5 separate regions of the Homo sapiens genome follow, and regions 1, 3, 4 and 5 are each linked to region 2. Evidence: chromatin contacts called from ENCODE Hi-C or POLR2A ChIA-PET data. All regions are on one chromosome and are shown on one strand. The core of a region is the stretch at or near the end of the contact, and the rest is flanking DNA. Distances in the headings are between cores, read along the strand shown.

Evidence for each region. A loop is a pair of places that touch in the nucleus more often than their neighbours do. ChIA-PET counts read pairs that join two places held with the same protein, here RNA polymerase II (POLR2A). Pooled maps may share reads with other maps.
Region 1: a loop to region 2 is called in a pooled map, with 4 times the contacts of the local background. The contact joins two enhancer-like sites. A Hi-C loop is called at or near these places in 1 of 168 maps with a recorded cell type or tissue (gastrocnemius medialis), 4 of 37 single-sample maps with no recorded cell type and 11 of 50 pooled maps.
Region 3: a map of A673 shows a loop between it and region 2 (8-fold over the local background). The contact joins two enhancer-like sites. A Hi-C loop is called at or near these places in 1 of 168 maps with a recorded cell type or tissue (A673). POLR2A ChIA-PET finds 5 or more read pairs at or near these places in 2 of 52 experiments (A673 and OCI-LY7).
Region 4: a loop to region 2 is called in a map with no recorded cell type, with 3 times the contacts of the local background. The contact joins two enhancer-like sites. A Hi-C loop is called at or near these places in 1 of 37 single-sample maps with no recorded cell type and 3 of 50 pooled maps. POLR2A ChIA-PET finds 5 or more read pairs at or near these places in 2 of 52 experiments (CD4-positive, alpha-beta T cell and PC-9).
Region 5: a pooled map shows a loop between it and region 2 (2.8-fold over the local background). The contact joins two enhancer-like sites. A Hi-C loop is called at or near these places in 2 of 50 pooled maps. POLR2A ChIA-PET finds 5 or more read pairs at or near these places in 2 of 52 experiments (activated B cell and activated naive CD4-positive, alpha-beta T cell).

Annotation. Positions count from the first base shown.
Region 1 is chr6:14,733,257-14,738,988 of GRCh38, reverse strand. No RefSeq gene overlaps it. Among named protein-coding and RNA genes, the nearest start is that of LINC01108, 450 kb to the right of the region's middle. RefSeq lists a silencer at 2,588-2,667 and an enhancer at 4,941-5,732. Within about 2 kb of position 4,053, at least 8 of the 41 ENCODE cell types and tissues checked have a DNase peak (open chromatin) inside an H3K27ac peak, as active enhancers do.
Region 2 is chr6:15,618,190-15,623,775 of GRCh38, reverse strand. The region is part of intron 5 of DTNBP1 (dystrobrevin binding protein 1); the gene reads left to right. Among named protein-coding and RNA genes, the nearest start is that of DTNBP1, 42 kb to the left of the region's middle. RefSeq lists an enhancer at 1,922-2,021. Within about 2 kb of position 1,980, at least 20 of the 41 ENCODE cell types and tissues checked have a DNase peak (open chromatin) inside an H3K27ac peak, as active enhancers do; they include A673, where a contact is called at or near this core.
Region 3 is chr6:15,107,085-15,113,178 of GRCh38, reverse strand. It overlaps the pseudogene RN7SL332P. Among named protein-coding and RNA genes, the nearest start is that of JARID2-DT, 140 kb to the left of the region's middle. Within about 2 kb of position 3,603, at least 2 of the 41 ENCODE cell types and tissues checked have a DNase peak (open chromatin) inside an H3K27ac peak, as active enhancers do; they include A673, where a contact is called at or near this core.
Region 4 is chr6:14,803,222-14,808,993 of GRCh38, reverse strand. No RefSeq gene overlaps it. Among named protein-coding and RNA genes, the nearest start is that of JARID2-DT, 440 kb to the left of the region's middle. RefSeq lists a silencer at 3,962-4,256 and an enhancer at 3,775-4,610. Within about 2 kb of position 4,138, at least 10 of the 41 ENCODE cell types and tissues checked have a DNase peak (open chromatin) inside an H3K27ac peak, as active enhancers do.
Region 5 is chr6:14,637,210-14,643,238 of GRCh38, reverse strand. All of the region lies in intron 2 of LOC101928354 (a long non-coding RNA gene), which reads left to right. Among named protein-coding and RNA genes, the nearest start is that of LINC01108, 350 kb to the right of the region's middle. RefSeq lists a silencer at 2,747-3,041 and an enhancer at 2,550-3,533. Within about 2 kb of position 4,615, at least 12 of the 41 ENCODE cell types and tissues checked have a DNase peak (open chromatin) inside an H3K27ac peak, as active enhancers do.

The DNA of each region.
Region 1 (5,732 bases), core at 2,804-5,303, 890 kb after region 2:
GGCTGGCAACCCATGGAGGAAGGAGTGGATTGTTTCTATAATTCAAGCCATATCCCATGAGAAAGTAATATATAGGCAGCAGCACAAATAAAGATAAATTCAAGAGCATTTGGGGCAATTTCTGTTATGTCAATAGAAGGCTTATAGGTTCTTCCCTCTGCCTTAGGGGAAGGAGCATTAAGTTGAAAGCGCTGCCAATACAATGTAGCTCACTTGTGAGGAACATTCACAGAGATAACTATCAGAGAATTTCAGGAGGAGAAGGGGTCTTAAAGGTCATCTGATGCTAGGCCTTGTACTTTTGGATCATTTCCAAGGGGAAGGAAAAAAATGAGACCTGAATACTCCAATTGAGTGAGGGTCAAGACAGACCAAGTTTTGGATGTGGCACATAGGTATTACCTGACATGATCTTTGCAATGCTGTTCGGTCTCAGCATGTCTGTGCAATCCCTGTGGGTCTGTGTCATGACCTCATAAGCCATCATGACAGACCCTCGATGAACTGGAACACCCGTTACTTGCTTGAATTTCTCCCTATGTTCTCCAGTGAAGACAGAGGCGAGTTAAAAAGAAATAAAGGCAATAAAGAAAATACATTTCCATGTATCCAGCTTTATCTTTTAAACCTTTGATGTTGGTGTTCTCAGTCTTAATATGTTTCTGTCTTTTGGCCTGATGTGTTTCTTTTTGGGAATTTATCTCAGTGATACAATAAGAATTGTAGACGAAGATCTGGAAACAAATGACATGAAGATGCTTATGATATAAACCAGAAAAGCAACATACAAAGTATATGGTAAAATCTCTGCCTGATTGTTTGAAAACCTTTCTCTCTCTGCCTAGATATGTATCTCTATAAATAGAAAAATACCAGAAAGGAAACCATCAAAATGTTAATTATGGTTATATTGGGGTGGTGGGATTATAGGTGTATTTTATTTTCTCCTTGTACTTAATTGTACTCCCAAACTTTATGAATATAAATTAGAAAATAACTTTATAAACAGTATTGAAAATCCTTCTCTGACTTTGCCCTGATTTCCAAGACAAAATCCAGACCCTTCAGCTCAGCAAGTGGAGTTCTTTTGGATCTGGCTGCCCACTCTCCTGTCCCATCTCTCCCCACTCCCCTCCCCTTGCCCTGCCTTGCAGCCATGCTGAAGCTCTCGTAGTTTTCCTAAAGCCGGATGCTCCTTGAAGGTCCCATTGGTGTTTTTTCTGCCTAGGACACTTTGCTCTCCTTGTCAGTATTTGCACACTCCAGAACACCCCGGCTGCTCCCGTTTTAGAAAGTCTCCTGTAGTGGATGCTGTGGTTTGCTGTCCCATCTCCTATTCAGGCGCAGGGTGCCCTTTTCCCCAGTGCTAGGGTGCTGCCTGCTGCAGGCTCATACATGGATCCCTCTCCCAGAATTGCCCTTGGTCCAAGGCAGCAGCTGTGTCTGAGGTTATGACCCTCCCCCTTGTGGGACTGCCCACATCTAAGGAGTAGTGAATGCAGGGTACCACGATCTGACTCCCTTGTCTCAATTCGTGTCCCCTCAGAAAGGTTATTCCAGCTTCAGAGCTGACTTCCTGTGGGATCCGCCGAGGCCTCTTTGGCGACCGCATCTCTCACTCTGCCCAGTCCTGTCTCCTTCACTTTCTTACAAGTGAGCACTGATCCAGGACACCTCTTGCACACAAATCTGTCTCTGTTTCTTGGGGAATGTAACTGAGTACCCGTCCTATGACCCCTTACCTCAGTCCCTAAGTTAGAGTCCCATCCTCTGGGCTATTGATTGCTCTTTGTTAATTTCTCCTTAAGCACTTCTCCCATTGCACTCTTGCAGAGCATGGTCCTAGCGTCTCCCCCAGTGACCGGGATCTCCCTGAGGGTAGGAGGCAGTACGTTGTTTTTCTTTGTGTCTGCAGCACCATTCCCAGTGCTTGGCTTTTGGTACATGGTGAATGAGCAAGTGTGAAAGGGGATCACATAGTAGGCAGAATAGCATGGGGAAGAGGGTGAACTACGGATTTGAATGAGAGCGTTATTGACAAAAATGAAATAATACAGGCTCTTCTATATCTTCCAATTGAAGGGACATTCCTATTGAACCTTTCTATGTATACACCCATAAACAAGGCTCTCACTTTGAGGTCCCATGCAGTTCCTGTCACTTTAAGCACCTTGGGAAATTCCAGTGAGTTGAAAGAATTCTGAACTTTATTTTTCCTCTTGTCCTGTATTCGTAAGACTGGTCTTCCTTTGCTCTCCCCTTCCTTCATTCTTTCTTCTCCTCCCCTTCCTTCATTCTTTGTTCTCCCCTTCCTTTTTTTCTCACCATTTTTTCCATCTAGGTCGAGGACTAGTTTGTTGCCCAGGGAATTACAAAAAAGTGGTGGCCAAGGACTAATCCTCTAGTAGTCTTATTCTTCAAGAAGTTGAAGAAAAAGTCGAGTGCCCTTTCAATTCCTACCCTTCTCTGATTTATCACTCTGAAAGTAATGATGTTCAGCTTTCTTGCTCTAGAGGAATGATTCAGGTAAAGCCCCACTGAGGGCAAAAGGTAATCTGTACCAGGTTTCAGAGTTACCAGTGTAATCAATCAAAATGTGTCATTAAGCCCCTGGCTGCGTGTTCTCCAAATGGAGTCAGTAACACCCAACCCTTAAGCTTATGGGTTAGGGGGACCTCCCCACCCCTCCCTTCTGTTTCACTTTGATGGGGTCCACCTTGGATAAACTCTCTGGTGCTAAAAAAGTACTGAGAAGTGACAGAAAGTTGCTTCACATCTACTCTATTTTTCAAGAAAAACATTACTATTTTCTCTGAATATGGAACCACCCCAGTGCTTCTGTGAAGTGGAGCTGGGTTATTCAGAGGCCCTTTCTGGTTTTATCTTGTCTTTCACACACTTGGCAGGACAGGTATTCTGATCTCCAGTGCATAACTGAGGACAGAGCACATGGAGGGCAAGAGACCTTGAATAACTATAGAGCTGCTTAACTCAGCACTGGGATAGGAATTCAGGACTCCCTACTCAAGGTCTGTGCCTCTAGCACTAGTCCACACCAAGGGCATTTCCTTAACGGTGGAGATTTTCTTCATGAGTACATTCATTCCCCTCAGACTTAAAAGTTGTCACAAATCCCAAAACTATACAAAGCATGAGCATGGCATTGGTGGCTGTGTGTGTGTGTGTGTGTGTGTGTGTGTGTGTGTGTGTGTATGTGCGCTGGGGGCAAGGGACCTCAACCCCACAGAGACTTAGCCTTACCTGTTGTAGGTAGCTGATGGGAACATTTGTTCCCTGCTGTCCTTGTTTCTATTGGGGACATGTTTCCATTGAGTAAATCCCCTGGCCGCCTGCATCCTCTCTCTCCTTCACTTCATTGGAGGAAGAGGAACTTCAGTCGGCCTGGGAGAAGCAATGGAAGATGTACGCCTCACCTATTCCTTTCTCTCTGGGAAGAGCCTGAGGAAAGTAAACATCCTCTGCCCCTCCAAGCCTTAACTTTTAAGTGGTAAATCTCCATGTTGCAAAGTTTCTGTTTGCCATCAGTGGTACAATATTAACAAGCCCAAGGACCTGAAATGATAGCCACCAACCAAGACTTTGTCAACTTAAAAGAATGGTGATATTTTCCCTCTATCTGCCTGATTCCTATTCCTCTTAATTGGCTCAGAAGTTGGGCAGGAAAGAGGGGTCCTATTTATTGGGTACCCTAAAACCCCAACATAAGGGAAGTCTTTTCTGGTTTCCTCTGGGAAACCTTAGGTTCAACAGTGGCCTGTTGTGGATAAAGATCTACTCTTGGGGGTGACCAAGGATTTGGGGGCAGGAATTTGGAATGAGAACCCAGGCAAGCTGAACTAAAATGCTAACTGGGCAAGGGTGTCCTGTCTCCAGTTTGATGACCAAGGGAAGGTCCTGACTCACTTGGGGCTTATGAAGGGTAACAAGGGGGACTTCTCAGTAAATCAACCACTCACTCTTCATGTGACAGTAAAAGCAGTCATGGAACAAACAAACTTCCTGCCAAGGCTCCTTCTTGTTACCGCAAACTTTCAAGTGTGAGTAACCATGTGAGCAAGGGGGAACCCAATAATTACTAGAATAATTCCTTTGTGTGTGCTGAAGTTCAGTTCATATCTGACCTCCCCAGCCAAAAGTAATCTCTCTTCTCCAGACTTCTACGTCCAGTATCTGGAACTTGCATTTGAGACTTACTATTCCTGACTGGCTTTATTATTTGCTTAGTCATTGTGGTGGTGGTTCTTGCTTTTTGTGCATTTTATCTCCAGTCCCAAAGATTTTAAGTTTATTAGGCATAAGGACCATGTCGTATATCTCCTTGTATTTTCCCTGACCATTCAAGGGCCTAGCATAACATTTACTTGCATTTGGAAGTGTGGAAATAAATGAAGACCAACCAAATAAGAATAAGCACAGGCTGTTTATTCAGAGCTACTATCGTTTGTGTTTTGGCAGAGACTCAAATGCGGGCAGAGGAGTGGGAAAACTTCATAGTAGAAAAAAGGGAGGCTCCAGGTATGTGCTGATTGGAGGCTGTTGGTGTGGGAAGCTGGAGGTGGTTCACTAGAAGCACAGATGCCTATGTGATTGCTTAGGGTGCATATTTGCCTTTCTCTGGTTTGTCCTAAGTTGGAAGCAGGGACAAAAATCAGGGAGGCTGTCCATTGTCAGTCAAGTTCTGGCCATTTGGAGCTGATTCTTACAGGGGTTATTGTTTGGCTTCCTAACTTGTTGATAGAGATAGTGGTTAGACTTCTAGAGGTCTGGCTGATGATAGCAGGCTGGCTTCCTGGGCCGATTGCTGTTGCTAATGGGTTGGTGTCCTGGGCTGGCTGCTGTAGATTGTAGGTTGGAGTTGTTTTTAATTATGGCTTGGCCGTTGTCCATTTGTATATTCAGTCTCTTGGTGAGTATCAATAAATCTTGCTTGATTAACTAATAGATTGTTCTGACTATGGGTTGAAGCATGCCCTTTGAATTAATATTATTTCTCTTTCTCCTCACTGCTTGATCAACTGTTTGACAGGTATTCTCCATTTGATTTTTATAACATGACCTTAGAAATAGCGCAAGGGAGAAGGAAACTTGCTCCATTTTTGCTCCTTTTCTTAATTACCTCTTTACAGACCCTATCTCCGAATAGAGTTACTGTCTGAGGCTCTAAGGGTTAGGGCTTCAACATTTGAAGTTTGGGAGGCAGTGGGGCATAATTCCCCATCATACTCTTTGAGGGCCTCATTTAACTGAATATGCTCAGATCTATCTCAACTCAAACACACTCTGAGCCTTTGGCCTGGATGCATCCAAAAGAAGTGAGTAGAATGCTCAGGTGGCCTGTGACTTGCCGTGATTCACTGACCAAACACGAAGGAAGTGGAGCAGATGGTCACGCCATTAGAAGGCAGTCTCTCCTCAGGGAAGTCAGTCTCGTGGATTCCAGTGGCCCTGAGAATCACGATGCTAGTCTTCAAAAGAATAAGAAAGACCGATAAAAGATTGCTTCTGCTCTAAGTTGAAAGTGGCTTATGGCAGCTTCTCTCACCCCATTGACCAAGCCCATTCGCTAAAGCCCGTAACAAAAGGATTTTCCCCCCTAACATTTAGAAATGGCAAAAAGCAAAGAGATGAATCATCAAATAGGCAGAACGCTCTTCCTACACCTCTTTTACCTGAGCAAAAACATGACTTCCTGAAAGAGTACAAAGAGAGAA
Region 2 (5,586 bases), core at 731-3,230:
TAAAACTGGAAAAATATGTTTGAAAAGTATATACTGAATTATCTTGAACTTCCACTAGAGGGTAGTATAATCCTATTCCTTTATTGAAGTTCAAAATGTTAAAGCCTTGTCTTTGAATTTTCTCTTAGTTTATTTTATATGACCTATTTTTAAAAGACTGTTCCCTTCATCTAGAACAGAAGATTCTGGGTTTTGTTTTTGTTTTAAAATTTTAATTTTTTTAAGAGACAGAGTCTCACTCTGTTGTTCAGGCTGTAGCATGGTGATGTGATCATAGCTCACTGCAGCCTCAGACTATTCCTGGACTCAAGCGATCTTCCTGCCTCAGCCTCCCAAAGCTCTGGCATTACAGGATTGAGCCACTGTACCCAGCCAGAAGATGCTGTTAACTCTTAGATAAGAATTCTTAGATATAAGAGAATAGCAGCCGTATACTGAGTTTGTGTTTTTCTTTTGGTTTGACCTAGCCTGATACAGTATTATTTTGCTTTTTTCTGTACAGAATTTTAGAGGGCATCTAACAAAGAGATTATCATAGCTCTGTCAGTTTTTCATGGACTAGATTATCAGATGTCCAGGTTCCTTTCTGAGGCTAGACCCTTCAAGAGGCACATTAATTCTCTTAGACACCTTTTAGGCTACTACATAGATCTCATTTGTTCCATAATGGCTTTTGCAAGTTAATGTACTTCTTAAAGTTTCCTTATTCATACCATCATTACCTTATTACCTTAGTACATAAAAGTGTAACGTAAGCATTTGAACAGTCTTGTGGTCTTTCAGTACCTGGCCTCTGTGACCTATGGGTTTGCAGCCAAGGAGAGTTCTTTGTTCCATAAGGCTAATTATTTTGTTAGAAAATAACTCATTAAGTGGGAAATAATTTTAGTGTGCTGCTTCATTCTTTATATATCAGTGGTTACACTACAGATGATATGTATTTGAAACAAATGGCACAAAGAAAAATTCCAAACAGAATTGCTTTTCCTCTGGGACGGCCTTCTTGCAAAAATTTGTGAAGCTCTTTTTTGCACAGCTGTCAGGCATTCCCAAATGGCTTTTCACAATAAAATTCTACCTATCTCTTTCACTGATCACTAAATGAGACATATGCGGTTGTTATAGCGAGCAAAATGGTGAGGCTTGAGCTTCTTGTAAAGGTATATTTGTGTCCATGGAGGCCTGCTAGTATTTTATGTATATGCATCCTAAGTTGGTTACCAAATGTACTCATATATGCAACTTGTTTTGCAACAGGAAATGAGCAGGCTGTGACAGGGAAATTAAATTTCTGCTAACTTAAATTCAACATAAAATATTCGGAATACACATTACGTATGTACTTGTCATTATTATATGAAGAGCTTTTTTAAGTTTAATATAAGGGGATGAACCTTTATTTTTTTCAATGCAATTATTTTATATTTTGTTACTGATTTCAAGTCTGCTAAGTGTTAAAATGGAAAATTTTCATCATTTCTTCTGTTTTAAGTCACTGATAATGTGACCTGGTTTAATATACTAAAAGTATCATCATGTTGTTTAATGTTTTCTAAGTTCTCTGCTCATGTTTATTCTTTTACAAAATTTGGCATAGTCTCTTAATATTTAAACTAGATGACCATGAATAGTTTTGCCTTCTCAGTTATTTTACATGTTAGAGTAATAAAATCATTCTATCACCAGAAATTATTCTTTATTGAATTCAACAGACAGGGTTATTAGGGGATAGCAAAAAAGCAAAAATACAGTCTGCACCTTTAAGGCCCTTACTGATTCCTGAGAGATATGAGAGTACACAACTGGTTGGATGATATCAGTCAGAATGTGAGTCCTGTGTGAGGCTGAAAGGTCTGGGGAAGCACAGAAGAGGAAGGGAGCCCTGTGGGAGGAGGGCGGGCTGCCACTGGCCTAAGCCTGAAAAGACAGGCCGGGGTTAGGGACAGGCAGAGGCAAGGAGGAGGAGGCACCAACGCTCAGTACTCCTCTTGTTTTGCTGTAATGTAGAATATGTGAAGGAAAGAAGTGAAGTAAACAGTTTGTGGCCAGAGAGCAGTAGCTCTCTGAATGATAAGGAGTTTAACTTGAAAGGGCTGGGGAGCCTGTGAAGCTTTTTAAAGGGGAGAACATAAATATGAATTTGGTGTTAGCAGTAAAATGACCACGGACTATTTCAAGCATTTTTAGTCTAAATTTGTCATTCAGCACAAGAGCATGAGGCCGTCCTATTCAGAAGTATGTACAGTTTGTTTCTCATTAGGAATTCCAGGTTGATAAACCACTCACATGTTTTCATCTGGTCCCCACGTTATTAACAAAAGAGTGACTAGGGCAGCAAGTACAATTTGTACCTAGAACAGAATTTCTGTCTGTGAGAAATTAATTGGCCTGCCTAGAGATCAACCTCATTTAAGTTCCTGGCCTCATTAGCTCTGTAGTCAACCAACAGAGCTAGAATCTAAATGGAAATTGCCATCTGTCCAGATAAAGATTAAAGAGGTAAAAAGAACATACACATTTTCCAGCATAGAATAATTGTTGGCTCCATTACATAGTTTCTTTTCAGAAAAATCATTTGAAATTTAATTCCTTTTACCTGTAGGAGATCTTAAGTCTAAGACTATAGCCTGGAAAATAACTTATAGGTGTGTAAGTTTGTAAGATAAAAATGAAAATGTTGTTGACATTTTGATCTAATAGATCCATAGATCTTGTTTACATCATGATCATTACTGGTCAATGAAATTATTAGTTTTCAATCACTTTTATTAAATATAAAACTTAGCTAATCTAAAAATTTTCTCTATTTTTTATATTCAAACATTAATTATTTACTGTCAAGTATTAAGTTTAGGTACTTCGGCTCATTTAATCCTTTTAACAGCTTTGCAAGATATGTGTTGTTAGCTCTCTCTTCACAGACGAGGTATCACATTGCATCTCATCTGGCAGGAGCAGAGCTGGGTTTTTAAGCTTGTGCTTCAAAGCCTAGCTCTTAACCCGTCCCCCATATGCTAAGCATACATGCACGATACTGAATGCACCAAGTAGCTTAGAGTTAAATGGAGTCTATATTAAATTTAACTATTCTAGTTTTTATCACTAATCAAAATGAAACAGCCTTTTAAATAATCCTATTAGCTATGATAGTGTTTTATACATTTTAAGACCATGTCAGACTAGTTATAACAGAATGAGCTGAATATTGCTTCTTTAGTACTAGGAGTACTAGCTCCCAAGCTGAATCTCCTAGTCAGTTTTTCATTTAATAAAACAAAAAACAATGTAGGCTGGGTGGGGTGGCTCACACCTGTAATTCCAGCACTTTGGGAGGCCAACGCAGGAAGATCGCTCAAGCCCAGGAGTTCAAGACCAGCCAGGTCATAGTGAGGTCTCGTCTCTACAAAAAAATATATATATAAATGGCAGTACATCATTTTGCCTGATTCCCCCATATAAACTCCTTATGTACCATTTATGACATTCTTTAAAATCTTAAATACAGTTATTGGCTAAAATTTAGATTTTACAAATTGTTTCATTTAAGCGTTCCATAATCACATATAGTAGCTGTTTGATGTGGTCCCTGAAGCTAGATTCAAAAGCACCATGAACTACATTATTATTAGCCTTTTCCAGATTTACCGTGATATATTAATATGATAAAAGTCAGTACCTAAAATGTCTGAAGAAAACTGCTAAACTGCTTGTCATCAAATTTTCACTTTTGAATAAAATGTTATTCCCCCCCGACCAAATTCATGTTTTTAAGCCTTACACCCTAGCAGAGAGGAGAGGGAGTTTTTATAAGCACAAATATTTAATAGAGTTAAAATTTAGGATATTAGAAAGTGTCAAAAAAAAAAAAGGAATAAGACCTACTATTTTATAGCACAGTAGGGTAACTATTGCCAATAATAACTTAATTGTATATTTTAAAATAACTTAAAGAATGTAATTGGATTGTTTCTAACTCAAAGGATAAATGCTTGAGAGGAGGATAAAAAGAGAAAATGTCAACACTTCTGGATTATCTAATAGCTGTTTGGATCAAACAAAGATTAATTAAAAATAAAATCTTCATTAATAAAAATTCATACTTTATTAATTTTTTTTTACTTAATATTATTTTCAGTTCCAAGGTCTCATTCAGGAGACCACATTAAATTTAGTCATCTTGTCTTCTTAGGCTCCTCCTGGCTCTGACAGTTTCTCAAACATTTTTTGTTTTTGATGACCATGACAATTTTTTGAGACATGGTGATCAGATATTTTGTAGACTGTCCCTCAGTTGCAAATTGAGTACTTTGTAATATTTTGGATAACAGTCCTTTATCATGTATGTTCTGCAATGATTTTCTCCCAGTTTCTTTTCTTTTAAAAAATTTTTAAGTATTTACGTATATTTTTTGCTTTTATTATTATTTTTAATTGACACATAATTGTGTATATTTATAGGGCACAGTGTGATTTTTGATACATGTACACAGTGTGTAATAAATCAAGGTAGTCAGCATATCCATCTCCTCAAACATCATTTTTTTGTTTTGGGAACATTCAAAATCCACTCTTTTGCTATTTGAACATGTACAGTAAATTGTTATACTCTCCCTACAGTGCTATAGAATACTAGAACTTATTCTTCCTATCTAGCTGTAATTTTGTATCTGTTAACCAACCTTTGGCTACTGCCCACCTCCCCAGCAGCCTCTAGTAAACACTGTTCTACCCTCTACTTCCCTGGGATCAACGTTTTTAGCTTCCACATGTGGGTGAAAACATACAGTATTTATCTTTCTGTGCCTGGCTTATTTCACTTAACATAATGTCCTCGAGGCTTATCCATGTTGCTGCGAATGATAGTACTTAAATCTTTTTTACAGCTGAATAGTATTCCATCGTTTATATATAACACATTTTCTTTATCCATTCATCTATTGATGGATGCTTAGGTTGAATTCATATCTCGGCTATTGTGTATAGAGCTGCAATGAACATGGGAGTGCAGATAATGCTTCAGCATACTGATTTCCTTTCCCTTGGCTGTATTCCCGATAGTAGTGGGACTGCTGGTCATATGGTAGTTCTACTTTTGAATTTTTAAGGAACTTCCATACTGTTTTCCATAGTGGTTATACTAATTTAAATTCCCGACAACAGCGTATGAGAACTCGTTTCTCCGCGTTCTTGACAGAATTTGTTATTTTTGGTCTTTTCGCTAATAGCTATTCTTTTTTTTTTTTTAGTTTTAGGGGGTAAGGGGGTACATGTGCTTGTTTGTTGTGTGGCTGTATTGCATATTGGAGGAGATTGGGCTTGTAGTGTACCCAATACCCAAACAGTGAACGTTGTACCCAGTAGGTAGTTTTTCAATCTTTGTCCCTTCCCACGCTTCCCCCCTTTTTGGAGTCCCTAGTGCCTGTTATTTCCATGTGGCAATAGCTATTCTAACGAGGGTGAGATGATATCTCATTGTGGTTTCGATTTGTATTTCCTTTATAATTAGTGATGTTGAACATTTTTCCATATACCTGTTGGCCATTCATGTACCTTCTTTTGAGAGATGTCTATTCAGTTCATTTGCCC
Region 3 (6,094 bases), core at 2,354-4,853, 510 kb after region 2:
CTACTCACTCCCACTACTAATCAGCATAGGAGTTTTGGCCTGCTCCACTTCTGACCTGGGCTGGTTCACCCCTCCTTAGGCAACATGGAGGCCACCATAGTGATGCTGAACTTAGTGCGGACACCTCATCGGCATCATGTGTGACAGTTCAGAACTCCTAGGCTCAAGTGGTCCTCCCACCTCAGCCTCCCAGGTAGCTGGGACTACAGGCACGTGGTTATTAATAATAACAATATCAATAATAATATTGATTGCCTGTTGAAATGATGTTTTGAATATATTGGGCCAAGGGAGATATATTATTAACATGAATTACTGCTGTTTGTAATTATCCTTTTTTTTCTTTTGAAACGGAGTCTCGCTCTGTCACTTAGGCTGGAATGCAGTGGTGCAGTCTCGGCTCACTGCAACCTCTGCCTCCAAAATTCAAGCAATTCTCCTGCCTCAGCCTCCCAAGTAGCTGAGATTACAGGTGTGCGCCATCACGCCCAGCTAATTTTTTTTTTTTTTTTTTGTATTTTTGTATTTTTAGTAGAGACAGGGTTTCACTACGTTGGTCAGGCTGGTCTCGAACTCCCCACCTCAAATGATCTGCCCGCCTCGGCCTGCCAAAGTGCTGGGATTACAAGTGTAAGTCACCACGCCCAGGCTGTTTATAATTATTCTTAATGTGGCCACTAAAACAATTTTTAAAATTACAGTAAAATATATATAATATAAAGTTTGCCATTTTAGTCTGGGTGCGGTGGCTCACGCCTGTAATCCCAGCACTTTGGGAGGCTGAGGCAGGGTGGATTACCTGAGGTCAGGAGTTCAAGACCAGCCTGGCCAACATGGTGAGACCCCTGCCTCTACTAACAATACAAAAAAATTAGTTGGGCATGGTGGCGCACATCTGTAATCCCAGCTACTGTGGAGGCTGAGGCATGAGTATCACTTGAACCTGGGAGGCAGTATTACTTTGGGCTAAGGTTCTTTGATTTCTGGAAATGTTTCATAGCCCACGGTGGTCACAATTAAATGTGGTCAGAACTACATGGGGAGCCCAATATTATTCTAATTGCTGTGTGAATGAGGGCTGAAATCACAGCCCAGCCTGACAAATCCTCTTTGGTTTCAGGGACTTTAACAAATCTTTATAGATAAATGTGCGTGGCTCGCTCTCTCTCTCTTTTTTTTTTTTTTGGAGAGATGAAGATCTAGCTATGTGCCCAGGCTGGTCTCGAACTCCTGGCCTCAAGAGATCTGCCTGCCTCAGCCTCCCAAAGTGTTGAGATTATAGATATGAGCCACTATGGCTGGCCCTGGCCCAATAACATTTGCCCTTCCTTCCTTCCTTCCTTCCTTCCTTCCTTCCTTCCTTCCTTCCTTCCTTCCTTCCTTCCTCTCTCTCTCTCTCTGTCTGTCTCTCTCTCTCTTTCTTTCTGTCTGTCTTTCTTTCCTTTTTGAGACAGGGGCCTAGCTCTGTCACCAGGTGGTGTGATCATATCTCACTGTAGCCTCAACCTCATGGGCTGAAGCAATCCTCCCACCTCAGCTTCTTGAGTAGCTGGGACTACAGGTGCATGCTCTGCACTCAGCTAATTTTTGTATTTTTAGTAGACATGGGGTTTCATCATGTTGCCCAGGCTGGTCTCGAACTAATAATCTCAGGTGATCTGCCTGCCTTGACCTTCCAAGTGCTGGGATTATAGACATGAACCACTGAGCCCAAAAACATTTCTAATATGAAGAAGTAGAGTCTAACCTAAATACACCTGTCTTTCACTATGAAAATATTGCTCATTTCTTTTTTTTGAACTCTTCAAACATTTTTGCTTGCCCAGTTGGGAATTCTCAGTATATGTATATTTACTAGTTTTACTCTCAAATTGCATAACACATTAGTAAAATTAATGTAATTTTTTTTTTACAGAATATAATAGAATACAGTAAATAAAATAGAGGTCTAACTCTGCCCTTTCTGGGTCTCAATGGGTCATCTTGCACACAGTCTGGGGTTTAAGAACCCTACTTTGGAAACTATTGCATCATGCTTCTTCCATTGGAAAGATGCAAAATCCCAAGAATGGAATTTGTTCTTCTCTTATTAGTGGTAGGGCAGAATTATTATTACAGTCAAAACTGTCCATCTACTTACACCAAAACCTACAACAAAGTTTTGGCAATACTGTAATATTGTATGAGAATGATCCACAGCTGGGTTTTTCTTCCCAGATGAGCAGGACACTGGCACAGGGACAAGATGTTGACGACATAGACTGTTTTCATTGTGTTTTTCTGTGTAAACTCATTTACTGTCATTAGTAATCATCACTGTATGAGAACTTCCAGGCTGGCAATGTTACAAACAGTAAGGCACAGAAGACTTTCTCTCAGGCTCTGTTTGATGGAAAACACACAAACCATGGGCCAAAATGGCAGGATCTGCTGGGCACAGTGGCTCAATCCTGTAATCCCAGCACTTTGGAAGGTTGGGTTGGGCGGATCACTTGAGGTTAGGAGTTTGAGACCAGCCTGACCAACATGGTGAAACCCCGTCTCTACTAAAAATACAAAAATTAGCCAGGCATGGTGGCAGGTGTCTGTAATCCCAGCTACTCAGGAAGGTGAGACATGAGAATCACTTGAACCCAGGAGGCGGAGGTTGCAGTGAGCCAAGATCACGCCATTGCACTCCGGCCTGGACAACAGAGCAACACTCCATCTCAAAAAACAAAAAAAGGCTGGGTGTGATGGCTCATGTCTGTATTCTCAGCTCTTTGGGAGGGTGAGGTGGGTGGATCACTTGGTCAGGAGATTGAGACCATCCTGCCTAACATGGTGAAACCCTGCCTCTACTAAAAATACAAAAAAAAATTAGCCAGGCGTAGTGGCAGAAGCCTGTAGTCCCAGCTACTCAGGAGACTGAGGCAGGAGAATGGCGTGAAACTAGGAGGTGGAGCTTGCAGTGAGCTGAGATCGCGCCACTGCACTCCAGCCTGGGAGACAGAGCGAGACTCCATCTCAAAACAAAAACAAAACAAAACAAAAAACCAAAATGGCAGGATCGAGGTATATGTGAGTTACTAGCAAGACACTGAATACATAATTCCCACACAGAAGAAGATATTGAAACCTTTGTGTATTATGCCTGACATTAATTATTTGTGCTTTAAAAATATGTGTGTGTGTATATATGTATACATATACGTATACATGAATACGTACACGTATACATGAATACGTACACGTATACATGAATACGTACACGTATACATGAATATCTATACCTATACGTATACATGTATATCTATACCTATACGTATACATGTATATCTATACCTATACGTATACATGTATACACATACATATATGTGTATACACATATATGTACATGTGTATATATACACACACATATTTGTGTATACATACATATACACATGTGTATACATATATATGTATATGTGTATATGTATATACACACACATATTTTTACATACATATATATATGACTTTCCTAGGAATGTTAGATTTCGGAAGTTTCTAGATGCAGCCCTCAGCAGGCAGACCTCCCCAGACCAGGACAGGATGTGCTTAGATGGCGAGTTACACAACTGGAAGTGGCCTCTCTCTGCTGCTCCCTGTGTGTTGCAAGGATTAGTTTAATTAGAGCCTGTGCTTGTACAGCACTTTGACATTCTCAGACAAAAAGTGCTAGATGAGCACAAAATTTTATAACTGTAATGGAATCCAAGCAAATAGCATTGTAATAAATGGGTCTTGCTGCTGATACTGCATTTAAGAGTCCCCTCTTTATAATTGCATGTTTACTCTATGTGATGAACTGAGGTGATTAATAACAATGATAATAATTACTCCTACAGCATTTTATGCTTTCAAAGGGCTTTACAACTTGTTTATTATTAATCTTTAATCTTCCCAGTTGCTGCTCTGCTAAGTCAGTGTTGTTTTTGTTTTTAAAATTTTCATAGAAATGGAGAAATCAGAGGACTAGAGAGCGGGGCTGAGGTTTTGAAGTTCCCACGGCAAGTCAATGTGAGGAGCTGCTGGATTTTGATTTGGAAAGGAGAGATGTTGAATGAGCTGGAAGAGAGGGTGAGGCAGGTCGGGGAGAAGACAGGTGGAGCTCACCGTGGTAACCTTGCAGGGTTCGGTGGCAGATTGCTATGATCTGGGTGTGAGGAACCAAAGCAAGGGTGCTTGGCGAGTCTAAAGCAAAGGCAACTTGATGCAGAATGCGTAGGTGGAGGTTCCCACCTCAACACCCGCTCTGCTTAGGCCGGGTGCTCCAGTGGCATTTGTGCTATCGCCTGCGTTCATTCAGCTGGTACTTAACACCTGGTCAAGGTTGATCAAGGGGAGTAGGGCTTTGTGTCACAGCTAATTGGGTGCTATAAGGAAAAGACCCCCAAACTGTAGTGTAAGCAACTGGCATTGCATAATCAGCTGCTTCGAATACCCACTGGGGGATTAGACTGCGATAAGCAAGTGCTGTAGGTATCTGCGAGACAAGCAGTGTGTCAATTACACTGTGGATGGCCAGATTTATGTGCTTTTTGGCAGTGCTGCTGAACTATTAATCATATCTCATGAACAGGCCCCATGTAAACCAATAGCAAATGGCACATCTTAAGGAGCATCCCAGCAAAAAATGTCCCATTTCCCTTATATCTTCTGCTGATGTCTAAGGTACTGAAAATGAGAATGAATACACAGAGCCATCAAGCAATAATCAAGAGCCAAGCTACCCTTCCCCCCTTCCTTCCTTCCTTCCTTCCTTCCTTCCTTCCTTCCCTCCTTCCCTCCTTCCTTTCTCACTTCCTTTCTTTTGAAAAATAAAAACCTAATCATGTTTTCTGAGCCAGCGAGACCGGATTTCCAATCAGCATCTGGAAATGGCATATTTCACATAAAAACACACCCGTTAAACATTTTCTTTTAATGACAAAGTGAGGATTTCATGACTTTCCTCTACTTTTATTTCATGGTGGTTTAGATGGGCCATCCATATAGATTTCTTATTCCTTGCTAAGTTACATATCTCCTGAAGTGCGATACATCTACTGTCATAATTAAATGTCGTCAAGCTGATGTGTATGAGTGTTTTGAGCGTTATCACTAATTGCTGTGTTAGCATGAATTAGACAGTAAAGTAATTAGAGGCCCAAATGCAGCTGTGTCCTATGTGGTGCAGTTTCTGGGTTGGGCTGTGTGTTTGTGTCTGTGTGAGTGAGGGTGCGGTTGTGTGAACCAGCTCTGTACTCTTCCCCTTATACCTGGATTATCTCAAGGTGCTTGCTAGTCTCTCTTGTTTGTGCGGAAGTCTCTGAAATGATGTCCGGAATGGAAGCCATTGTCTGCAAGAGAGAGTCCAGGTTTCTTTAAATAAGCAATTTTCTGTAATCAGTCAGCAGGGAAAGCTTCACTCTCCAGACTAGCATTAATGGAAGACAGGTTTTAGAGTTTAGAAAAAGCATGTTTATCTTCAAGACAGATTAGTTGGGGTTGGGGTATATAAGTGTGTGGTGAGAGGGGCTGGGAGTTTTGTAAAGAAAATGGGAAGACATTTGTTTTTGTTTTTAGCCCAAGATCTTTTCTAATCTTCCCACATTTGTCAAACCCATAAGGACTCGTTCTGCTGATCGTGTGATGACTGGTCTGGACTTTTCCTCCACCTCCTCTCCCCAGTTCCCCACCCCAACTCCTCCCTGCTTTAGTACTAAACAGGAGTCAGAGGAGAGGCCAGCAAAACTCATGTTCTGGCTTCTGGCTGTCACAGTTCTCCCCATGAAGCTAAAGGCACATGACCAAGTCTTCATCACTGTGGCCTTGGGTTCAAGGGAGCCCCTGTGACCCTCCCCGGCCTCTCTCCACCCCAGGGCTCTCTGGGCATTCCCCTAGTCATCCACGCCTTTTCTTTTTAGGGTGTAACTGTATCCACGATGCAGCTGATTTTAATCTCTATGGGTTTCTGCATCATGGAGCTGAGGAAGACAGCGTAACCGCCTCAGAAAAAAGTCTGTCCTCGGATAACTTATCTGACAGAGAAGCGATTACCACCTGCTTGATTTCTCAGGCAATTTTAATTCAC
Region 4 (5,772 bases), core at 2,889-5,388, 820 kb after region 2:
ACGCGTGTGTTGGGTAACCTTCCTTTAGGCATGAGTTATAGTGCTGCTGGGCATGTGTTCGATGTTCATAAATCAACAATATATGTTAAATAAGGTGTCTTTAAACAGAAACACACATATAAAAGGTCACACATTGCTCAGTTGGTAAGAATGTTCTAATTAAATGCTCACAGCAACCTAACCTGTCTTTTCCCTAGGAGCAATGGTTCAGTATTCACTAATTCAGTGTTCCGGGTAGAACAGAACTACCTCACGTAACAAGTACCAACTATGTTTGTAAGACACAAGATCTTGCTGAGCTAAGAAGCCTGTGAACCCCTCAGTGTGCACCTTTTCCAGGACAGCTTGCCTGGGCTGGCTTAAGTGTCCACCTTGTATTTGAACTGAAGGGAGTCTAATAGTTGGCAAAGTAATACACAGACTGCCCCCTTCACAGGGATAGCTAGAATTCATTTCTCTAAGTGGCAGGGATTCCTGACCATCCTAACTGGAGCCCTTATGCTAAGGCTGAGCTCTTACAGCCAATTTGCGGCATTGTCTGGTGCTACTGAAACCCACCCAAGAGTCCCATAGAAAGGTGTTTTTGGATAAACATAGAAATTGAACTTTCTGGTCTTAAAGCTTGAAACCCAAATTTGTTTTATCTGAGTTCCTTCCTTGGGAAGGGATCCCTAGACCTCTCAAAAAGTATCAAATAACTGAAACTCACCAGATTCTCCCATCCAGACAGTGAAATGCCAGACTCCTCATTTATCGTGATTGTTTCCTTCTGTTTTCTTAGACATTGTTACCTTTCTTCCTGCTATATAAACTCCCAGTTTCAGAGGGTCAGGGAGACGGATTTGAGACTGAGCTCCCATCTCTTCATTGGCAGCACCTGATTAAAGCCTTCTTCCTGGCAATACTCATGATGTCAGCGACTGGCTTTCTGTGCGGCGAGCAGCAGGTCCTAGACCAAACCCCTGGTGTTTTGGTAACACGACTTACTTATTCTCTCCATGCCCCAGCCGGGTAGTAAAATGAGACTATCAGGACTGACTTAATTCACAGGCAGGTCAAGTGGAAGATCAAGTTGATCATGAAGGTCCCTTTGGCTGTATTACAACCATATAGGTTTGAATATTTTGGGGGGCTTTATTCTCCACCTGGAAATTACAGGGTGCACCAGATAGAAATGGATTCATTGAATCCAGGGTAGAGTGATTGAGGTGAAGGTATACTAAGAATTTCTTGTCTCTTGGGGAAGCCAGGACCACAAGAAAAATATCTGAAGGGAAGGAGCTAGTAAGGCAATCCATCTATCGATCGTTCAGGATTTCTTGTTTAGAATTCAACAGGTAGATGTCTGGTGGGACCACCACTGTTTTGGAAGCCTGCGGGTGTTTTAGACTGAGCAACGAGCACAGGCTAAGGCTTTGATGGACGTTCTAAGGAGGTTTCTTTTAAAATTTCTTTTCCTCTTTAAAGGGGGAAAAGGTTCCTTGAGGTTATTGAGAGCACCAGGGCTTCTTTCTGAACTCTTCAGAACATATATGAAAAATGAAGCTTGAGCGTTTCTCCCTATTTGGCTGTCTTCCTGGAGTCAGCTTTATCAGAACTCTAACTCATCGGTGTCATCACTGCCTTCTAATTGTACACTGTTTTCCGTGGCGTCTTCTGAACTAGCATCAGGTTTTCATCAAACATGGAAGTGTTCTTATCAGGGGAATGCCACATTCTGAAATCTCTGGAAGGGGTGTGTGTGTGTGTGTGTGTGTGTGATGTGTGTTTTCATGAGATTGTGGAAGACACCCCATGCAAATCCCAGACAGATCTGCCTGAGCTCGAGAACCCTAGGGCCTACCCCGGGGGGGCTCCATCTGTCCCGGCAAAAGCAACACCTGCCATGTAGTGCTCATCACTTCCCTTGCCCCATTACCCAGGTTAGCTTCCTATCATGTTAGTGGAACCCAGCCTCCCCCATTGCCCAAGCTCTCTTCTCTTATCCTCCGCTTCCAATACATTCCTGAATCTTGTGTAAAGAGAGCCTGCCTCCCAATTATCCCTGTATTTATGCATCCCTTCTGCCCATGTCTTACCTCTGACTCTGACATTTTTTTACTTGCCCATTTCTAAAGCCTCCAACTGTTTCTTTTCCCAGACCTGTCTCTTTTTCCATCAGAGTGTTCAAGGCTCTTCCTGATGAAAGCCTTGTGCTGACCCCTCATGGCCTTCAGGATAAAGTCTAAGCAACCCTGCACAGGAGATGAGGCTCTGCAGGATCCCACCTCCCTCTTCCCAATCCCCAACTTGTGTGGCAAAGCTCAGGTCTCCTTGATGTTGTCTGCACTGGTCCTTGTGTTCAGAATGTCCTTCCCAACTTTAAGAGGCTCTCATTTTGTCTTTAAGATCCAGCTCTGGGATCTCACCTTTCTCCAGGTAGATGATAATAAAAATATTTAACAACCTGTCTGATTGGGTTCTGAGCAGTTAGAACAGATGCCATGGATAACTACTGGTGTGGCCTTGCTTGAGCATGCCAGGAAACTGTCATCTGGGTCTACCCCACCAAGCAGGGTTGATCCTGCCCTGCTTTGCTGCACCACTGTATGTGTGGAGGCACACATTTTTCACCCTGTATTCATTCAACAGACATTTAATAATTGCCTACTCTGCTTAGACCCTGGCTAGATGACGGCAGTACAAGAATAAATGAGACAGTGTTTCTGCCCCTGAGGTGTCTGTGGTCTAGACATAGAGCTTTTGTTTTTCTCCTTATGTGATCATCTATAAAACTATGAGCTCCTTGGAGGGTGGGGACCAACTCTCTCACCTTGGCATCTTTGGTACCTGCCTGTACCTGGCATGTAGCATCCTCAGTCCGTATTTGTGGAATGAGGGGAGGATTATCTGGCTGGCATCCCCAGCGTCTGGGCCCACAGTTCAGGGTGTCAGTGTGTTAAAATGATTCCAGGGGTTGATTGGGCATGAGCTGAAGGGCTTCCAATGAGAGGTGTAGGTGACAATGTTTATTTATAAAGGCATAATTTAGAGAATTATGAGACTCATTTGCCTTCTCTGTTCCTCCAAATTCAACTCTCCTGCCCCCTTCTTCTTCTAGTTCTTTTTTGAATGGAATGTCAATGTCACCCACTCACTGGTTTTATATAGCTCTTATTGAAGTAAAATGCAACGGAAATTGTGCATATTAATTAAAAGCTCAGAATGTGCACAGTTTTGGAACTGCTAATTAAAACTCTTACCAATCAGGTTGCATTAGTGGTTTTAAACACTTTTCTTTTCCTGAACCTAGAACTTTGCTAACCAGAGAAGACGACTTTTAAAGAGGCAATTGTCAGGAATGATAGCACCTTTTTTTTAAATTTTAATGTTAAATTTTAATTTTAGAGTCTCACTCTGTCGCCCAGGCTGGAGTATAGTGGCTTGATCTTGGCTCACTGCAACCTCCGCCTCCTGGGTTCAAGCAGTTCCCCTGCCTCAGCCTCCCAAATAGCTGGGACTACAGGTGCACGCCACCATGCCTGGCTAATTTTTTGTATTTCAGTAGAGATGGGGTTTCACCATGTTGGCCAGGATGGTCTCAATCTCCTGACCTCATGATCCATCCACCTTGGCCTCCTAAAGTGCTGGGATTACAGGTGTGAGCCACCGCGCCCGGCCCAGAATCTTGTTTTAAAAACTGCTGTATGTACCTCCAGTGAAATCTGAGGTTTGGTGTCTCCCGGGCACTTTGAAGGTTATTGAGAGGGCACAAGTGATTTCTAAATCCCTTCCTTCTGCCCTCAAAGGATGGCTGCCACTGTGCAGGTAGCATAGCTGTTGGGAAAGGGCCTGAAAGCTCCTTCCTCCTCAGGCAGGTCAAGAGAAGCACGTGTCATCAGTTTCTGGGACTGTCTGGGCAACCATGGCCTCTGAAGTTTGAGCTCATGCTCTGCCCATGGCTGCAGCTGCCTGTGGTAAGCCGAATGAATTCCAGGAGGGAAGATGACAGAAGAGGCTCAAGGCTCCGGCTCTGTTCCCTGCTCTGCTTTCTTTCAGAGCCTGGAATTCTCCACCAAGCCCATCGCTGCTGCGTGGCTTTCTGGGCGCCGTGCCAAGGACTCACACTGGACTCTGTATTCAGCCCCAGATTGCATCCTGCCTCGGCGTTTGGGGTGGGGCGGCCCAGCAGGGCTCCCCTTGTGACTGGAGTCAGAGTTTGCCTGGGCTCCCCTGAGGCGGGCCTAGGCCGGGGTCGTGAGGCTGCTCCAACAAGCAGCCCCATTGTATCCCAGCCTGGGAGTGCACAGAGAGCGGCTCCTGTGATGGAGAAGCCCCTGTGCCTCTGCAGGGTTTGATTCCACCCAACCAGGCGAAGCCATGTGGTGAGCATGTGCTCGAGGCTGCCTGTGGTCGGGGACACGGGCTGGCCATGTGCTATGAGTTTGGGCTTCCTTTCTTTTTCAGAAGGTGTTTGATTCATGCAAAATGCTTAACGATGCCTGCTATGCACCTCATGGGGGATCAGATCCCCTTTGATGTGCGAGGTCTTTTTGGAGGTTCCAAAAAAACAGTTCAAAAGGTTTACTTTGGACACCACACCTCCAGCACATGTCGAAGTCAAAGCCAGGCTCCCCAGGCAGCACGCTGGAGAAAATATTTTGTGCCAGTTTCTTCCTCTTTCTCTGCTGTGTCTTGTGCTGAGCACAGATTTTTGACTTCACACTGTCCTGGTGGTGAAAAGAGGAGACTGAGCAAAGGAAAATAAACATCACTGAGCTTTTTGAGTGTCCAGGGAAGCAAAAGTGCACCGCGGTCTTTCAGTCCTGCTGAAACTGGGTGGTGAGAGCCGGGTGGATGAGCTGCCTGTGCTGACAGATCCTCCCTCATGCCTTAGGGCTTGGAGCGGTCCGAGGGAAGCACAGGCATTAACAGAGCCATCTGCCCGCCCCATGTGGGTCAAACCACAGTTTTGCCTGGGCTTGTGGTCAGGTGGCAGGCACAGTGCTGTTACCCTGTCTCCTCTCTTCCACGGTGCGTGTGACTTAGGGATGGCTCTGCAAAGATGGGGGTGCAGAGTGCAGAATGGGAGGCAGGACTGGAGACCCATGAAAGGGAAGGTTGGGACCCATGGAGAAATCATGTCTTATGCTGCATTGTTCTGAGAATTTCCTTGCTCTTCCCTGTGCCCCAGGCGTGGGGATGGAGAAGGTACCACCACCTCGTGAGCTCTGCTCACGAGCCGGGGGCTGTAGTGGTGGGATGGAGTGGGATTTCTCCCTGATTCTCTGGAGAAAGCAAAGCAGAAACATACCTTATCATGGATGTAGCCATGGCCTTGAAATCAGGGGCTCAGGGAAGGAATTTCTCCACTGTCTTGTCTAATTATCAGGAGTCCCTTGGAGGAAGTCATTTTTCTGTCTTATGGGGTATTTACCCACCAGCCAGGGTGGATGTTTCTGCAGTGACCAAACTGCTGTACACAAGTGAGGGGAGGGCTGGTGGACTCCAGATTACTTGGTCTTTCACTCTGCAAAAGAAAATGTTTTAGGGCCGGGAGCGGTGGCTCATGCCTGTAATCCCAGCACTTTGGGAGGTCAAGGTGGGCAGATCATGAGGGCAGGAGATGGCTAACACGGTGAAACCCTGCCTCCACTGAAAATACAAAAAAAAAAAAAAAAATTAACTGGGCATGGTGGTACATGCCTGTAGTTCCAGCTACTCGGGAGGCTGAGGCAGGAGAATCACTTGAACCGGGGAGGTGGAGGTTGCAGTGAGCCAAGATTGTGCCAC
Region 5 (6,029 bases), core at 3,366-5,865, 980 kb after region 2:
GGAAAAAAAGCAAAACAGGAAAAGTGATGGGAACTCCAAGGGTGGTGGCAAGGTTATAGGAAGAGGGTTAAGGACATGGCAAGGAGAGAATGAATTTTCCAAGGATAAACTTCTTTTTTACTTCCTGCTTTTTTCCTAAGGTCAGACAGAAACCAGCAGTATGGGATCCAATTTCAGAAAATGTCACAGTCTCCTTGCTTTATGACCCAGGCTAATTTTCAAGACCTCAAAAATCAGATAAAGCTGCCAAAGTCGCTCTTGAGGGATTTTATGAAACTAACATTCTTTTCTCCTTTCACATCATGCATTTTTTTGGTGACTATAAAACACACCTTAATCGTAGAACATTTAGATACCACAGCAAAGCATAAAGGAGAAAAAGCCATCCTCAATTCCACCATCTTTAATATCATAGTGCATTATGTTTTAAAGGCAAAAGGGAGTTTTCAGGCCTGCATCATGGCAGTTTAAAGCGAGGAGGTAGCAAAGCCACCACAGCAAAAACAGAGGCAGGGCCTGGGCATGTTATGTCAGCAGAACTTGGGACCAGTTTTTTTTTTGGAGGGGGAGTAAAACTACATTGTATACTCTCAATGAGATGTGTGTGTCTATATGATGGAGGGGGCTTGGCATGTTCGGTTACCACTTTTTCCATCTTATATTCTTAGTAACTAGGTTACCTGAAGAGTCCATTTGCCACATTCAAATCAGAACTGATTTTTAAATTAGTTGACGACTGTGTAGGTAACACAGATCAGAGAAATTCTGTGCATATACGTGGCACTGTTTGAGTGTGTGTGTGTGATTGTGTGCGTGTGTGTGTGTGTGCACATTCTTGTACCTGCCTAGAGGTCAAGTAACCAAATTTGGAATGGAGTGGGTTGAGAAAAACTTCTCTGTTTTCCTGCCTGTTCCCATCACTATGACTTGCAAATGAAGCCTTTCTTCACGAAGTAAGTCAGGTTGTGGGCGAGAGATTCAGAAGACTGGAGAGAGTTTTTCTGCACTGCCTGCTCAGCACCAGAGAAACCGGAGGACCCTTGGCTGTGCCCACAGCGGGAAAAGCCCAGGCTCCAGGTGAGGCCTCGCTTCCCCCTGGGTGGTTTGAAGAAGGGGCCGATGGCGATCATAAATATCATTTGCTGACACGGAGTCCTGGGGCTGCGCTGACCACAGGAGTCGCGGTCCCCAGGATGCAGGAACTGCTCACAAAGCAGGCATTTATGAACTGGTTGGCTTTGCATTAATTAATTCCCCATTCACCAACAGTAACAATCCCTTCAATGAGTGTCCAGGCCCTGGAAAGCCCTGGTGTTGATTGGAAGTGACAAGTGCATCGCAAAGTGTGACTGTGTTAATATGGAACAGCGCAAAGGGACCTGGAGCCCCTCTCCTGTCCCGCGCCTTCCTTCCCGTGTCATTTTTGAGGAAGAAAGAGGACTTGGCTTCTTAAGGAGTGTTTAATTTGGTTTTTCCTCTTTGGTGGTTCGCTTGTCAGCTGCTGTTTTCTCATCTGCTTCTTCTCCGGGATGGGTTAGTTCTGATGTAGTGAGTTCTGTCATGAGTCCATGGAGTGTCGCAAGGCCATCGAAGGGCCAAGAGCCCTGACAGGTCACAGGGGGCTGATAAGCCAGGGCTGATATACACACACACACATACGCACACACACACACACACAAACGGATATGGACTCTCTGGGGAGGCTGGGCAAAGCCTGGCAAATTCGCTCATTGTTAAGAATTTGGGAACCAACAAGAGACTTGGAGTTCCACAGGTCTTAGTAAAAGCTGAAATGGCAGGGAAATTGTAGAAAGTGGAGCTGATTGTCAATTCCCGAAGGCCAGGAAAACATCTCTTCTTTAACAGGCAGCTCTGTGCCATGTGCTTGCAGGCTCTAAATAAACGTTTGTTGGCTGGCTGACTGGCAGTGGGTTAGACACTTGCCCCTGTGATCCTCCAGCTTGTTTAATTGCCAGTTATTTGGCTTCTTTCTTTCCAGTTGTCTTACTAGTTTGCCAGTTTCTGTGTCAGTTGCTGGTTCTAAGGACGCATGCACTTATCTGGCTGGGCCATTTTAGGTTTTGCTACCTATTTACACATTGGCCAAATCTTTCTTAGTTGATACGGTCCTTTATTACTTTTGAAGATTTTCCGGTTTGTTTCATTCTGTGTTTTTGCTTGCACTTTTAGGAAGTAGATTTAAAAGACTTCATTCACCCTTTTCTAGGTATACACTGTGCTAGAAGATACCAAAATGATTAAGAAAGATCTCCCTCTTACCACTAGAAAAGAGGATTAAACATAAGCACATTCACAAATAACTGTAAGGCAGGATTAAGACAGGCCAGCGCTGAAAGAGACATATAAATAAGGGTGATGGGGCTTCCAAGGAAAGCACATCACAGCTGCCAGATCAGTCAACAAGGGCTTCCTTGGGCATCTGCAATGGGTCAGGAAAGATGGTCAGGGTTTTGTCATGTAAAGGGGGCATTCTTATCAAAGGGAATGGGAAACATCCGAGGCTGTGTGTTCTGGGAAGGAGTGAAGAGTACACTTTGGGGTAAAGCATAGATTTGGGCAGGAGAAGTGGGAGGGACCAGGGATTGAGGACTTTGTCAGCAAGGGTGAGATGTCTGCAGTAATTTTTGCAGACATGCAAACCAGTTGGGAGATGTTTATTTGGGTAAGTGTGGGTGGGACTAGGGTGAGTCACGTGAGGGGCCTAGGGCACAAAACTTAAGGAGACTTGCTCTCAGGTGCCACCTCTGCCTTTGCAGGATCCTGAGTCAGGTCTTCTTACTGCGCTCCCAGCTTGGTCTGGGAGTGGGCTGACCAGTGAGCAGCAGTTTTGCATATTCGCAAGATTGCTGCGAAAGCTCTGCATAGGAGGGATTGGAGACGGTGGGCGCTGTGTGAGACCGTGCAAATAGAGTTAATAGAGACAGAAAAGATGTGCAACCTGGATGGTGTGAATGGTGTGCTCCTGTAAAACAGTCAACACAGGCCAGGGACAATTCCACATGCTTTTCACATGTTAATTAATTTCCTGATGAAAGATAAAGCTTCTAGCCAGGAGTCCAGACAGCTGAGTTCTAGTCTAGCTCTGCTCTAAAGAGTCCTGGGAGCCCCTGTGGCCTCAGCTTTTTGACCTGTGAAATGACCGAGTAACAGACCATTTCATAGGTCCCTGAGAGCTCTAGAATCTCACGTCACTCATGACGTATGTTAATATCAGCTGGCCTCGAAAGAGAACCCGAGCCTTGGGGACCCCAATCTTGGATCTACAAGATCTCTCAGACCAGAAGCCCTGGGGGGTAAATCCCTCCATCCAGAATCTTGTCTTTCATCGATTCAGTGTGAACTACTTCTCAAATTTCTACATTTCTGGTCCCCCTTAAACACTGACATTCCAGTCAGTCTGATGTTAAATTCTGCTTTCCCCTTTCCACCTTGTGTTACCTACCACCACAGCCTGGCCCACATTTTTCTACCCCTCCCTCCTTCTGTCATTAACAAAACTCCCCAGACCCTTGCAAAGCCCCTACAGCAGAATTATCCCAAGAGAGAAACAGTGGATTTAATAAGCTTCCCCTTAGATGGCCCCAAATCCCTTCCAGTTGATTAGGGGAAAAAACAACTACACACAGGACAGTTTCCTGATGCGGGAGGTGAGAGAGAGAAAGAATAAAGAAAGTTCCTGAAGTCCTGGGCCTCAGGGACCAAATTAAGAAAGCAGCACCACTTATTCAAAATCAGATGAATGTCAGTGGGATGTTTGTCAAACAAACTTGTCATTATTTGTCACAATTTGAGGAAGTATCAGTCAATAGTCACACTCGAGCGCATAACAGAGTTATTTATAGCTGCCAGTCTAGAGTTTTAACTCATGCAGGGCCAAGGTTCGATGTTATAAACAGCTTTGTTTATAATGACTGCGTGGCTATAAATAGTTTGGTTCCCCGGGTGTCACAGAGCAGCCCCGGGATGGGCTGCCAAAACCAGCGCCAGGAAGCAGGCTGCAGCAGGGAGGTGAATCCTGGTGGTGGTTTTTTTTCTTCTCCGAGTACCCTTTCTGTGAGTCCTTGGCCAGAGTATTTCATGTTGTTCCTCAGTGTCCCTTTTGGAACGGGGAGTCGGGCTCCCTGGTGTTCCTGGGAGATGGTGGAAGTTACTCACTTAATGAATTAACATCTGCCCCAAGATCTGCTGTTGAAAGGGAGCCAGTATGGGGAGCACCGCCTCTTTTGTGCCTATTCACGGACAATGAGCTAATTACAGTCTCTCTCCTGCTGGAGGGTGGAGGGAGATATCCTGTTATTCCAGTGAACAGGCAAAGCTCTAAAGGTTTATTTACAGCTTCAGATTTAATTTGAACGACAGCAGCATCTCTTCTAAAAATACGAGGTTGTCAGAAATTTAGAAATTTACTAGTTTCTTGTGTCAGCAGAACCTTATCTAAGGAGTGGGAAGTTGGGGGATTTGTGGGGAGCAGAAAAGAGGAAGGGGAATATGTATACATAAATTTTACATGTAAAATACATAGGTATGTCAGCTTAAAAACTGATCATTTTACCAATTGGCACAGGGGCAGTATTCTCAACATCTTCCTGACAACCTCCAACCCCACCCTCCAAAAATGCAAATCTATTTGTCATATGGAAATTTCTTGATCGACTCTTTCCATGTCACGCTCAAAATCCTTACAGTCAATTTTAATACTATTAAGCTAAATCTTCTTTTGCTTTCTTTTTTTTTTTTTTTTAAGAAAAGGTGTGGCCATGAAAAAAAATTTATTGGATCTTAATTTGCAAGATTAGTTCTGGTTCATTTTATTGCAGTAATTTAATACTCATAATGATTTTCTGATGCATATGTTTTAGCAGCAAGATCTACTTCCTATTCATTTTTCATTTCAATGCAACTGACGTATATTAGGCAGCATGGTACAGATCTAAGGGAGCAGCACCCCGTGAGAAACTGACATCATTCTGCCATCTTGGCATCCTCCCAGACATGTGTTGAGCCCCAAGAAGCCTGCACCCAGGTATATCCAGGGATTCAGGACCGAAGGTGATAAGCAAGAAATCCTTCTTTAAAAAGGAGTTACCTGTTTTTCATGGATAGGATTATTAACATCATTACCATTATCATCATTACTGCAATTCTGGCTAAGGGAGCTGTGAGTTGCATCCTATTTGAATGTCTCCCACTGGATGGGAAGGAAGCAATGAGGGCCTCCTAAGTAAACCAACAATCACACTGCAGGGAAGGTGAATCATGGACTCCAATACCCAATGCCACAGGACTCTGACCCAGGTACTAGGGAGGGCATCCTGGAGGAGGTGGCCTCCGCATTGAATCCTACAGGAGGTTCCTTAGGGTGGTAATTGTGCCTTTTTGTTTCTGTACAGACACCTGCTGGCATAGTAGGCACATGGTACATCTTTGTAGAGAGAGTTAATGAAGGTGTATTCTTTTTAGGAAGTTGACAGTCCCTCTGGAACTCTATGTCATACATTAGCAATACATAAAAATAAACATGAATTTAAATGGTTAAAAATGAAAAATAAGAGAGAGGAGAGAGATATTTGTGGAGTGTGTGTGCTGGAGTAGAATGAGGACCCCCCATCTGATTGGTGCTCTGGAATTCCTAAACAAAACAATCAACTCCCTATTGGGAGTCGGCCCTTGCATGGCAAGAGTGTGCAAGGCCAAGGTGTAGGAAATGAAATGGAGCAATGAGCATGTTGAAGTGAATTGATCCGAGTGGAGTGACAGGCATCGTCAGCATTTCCTCTCTGTTTATTTTTACATGAGGCTTTACCCATACGTGAGGCCAAGACCTCATCCGTTGTGGGTTCCAATTCTGTGTTCATGAAGGAGGTGGCATTAAGCTAAAAGGAAGAGGATAAGTACAAGGAGATGGACATTATATCAAGTTTCTCCCTTAGTCTTTCAGTTCTTCTCAAATACTTTTTCTTGTGGTTATACTTAGTTTCATGATTATTTCTACCATTTTTAAAAGAGAG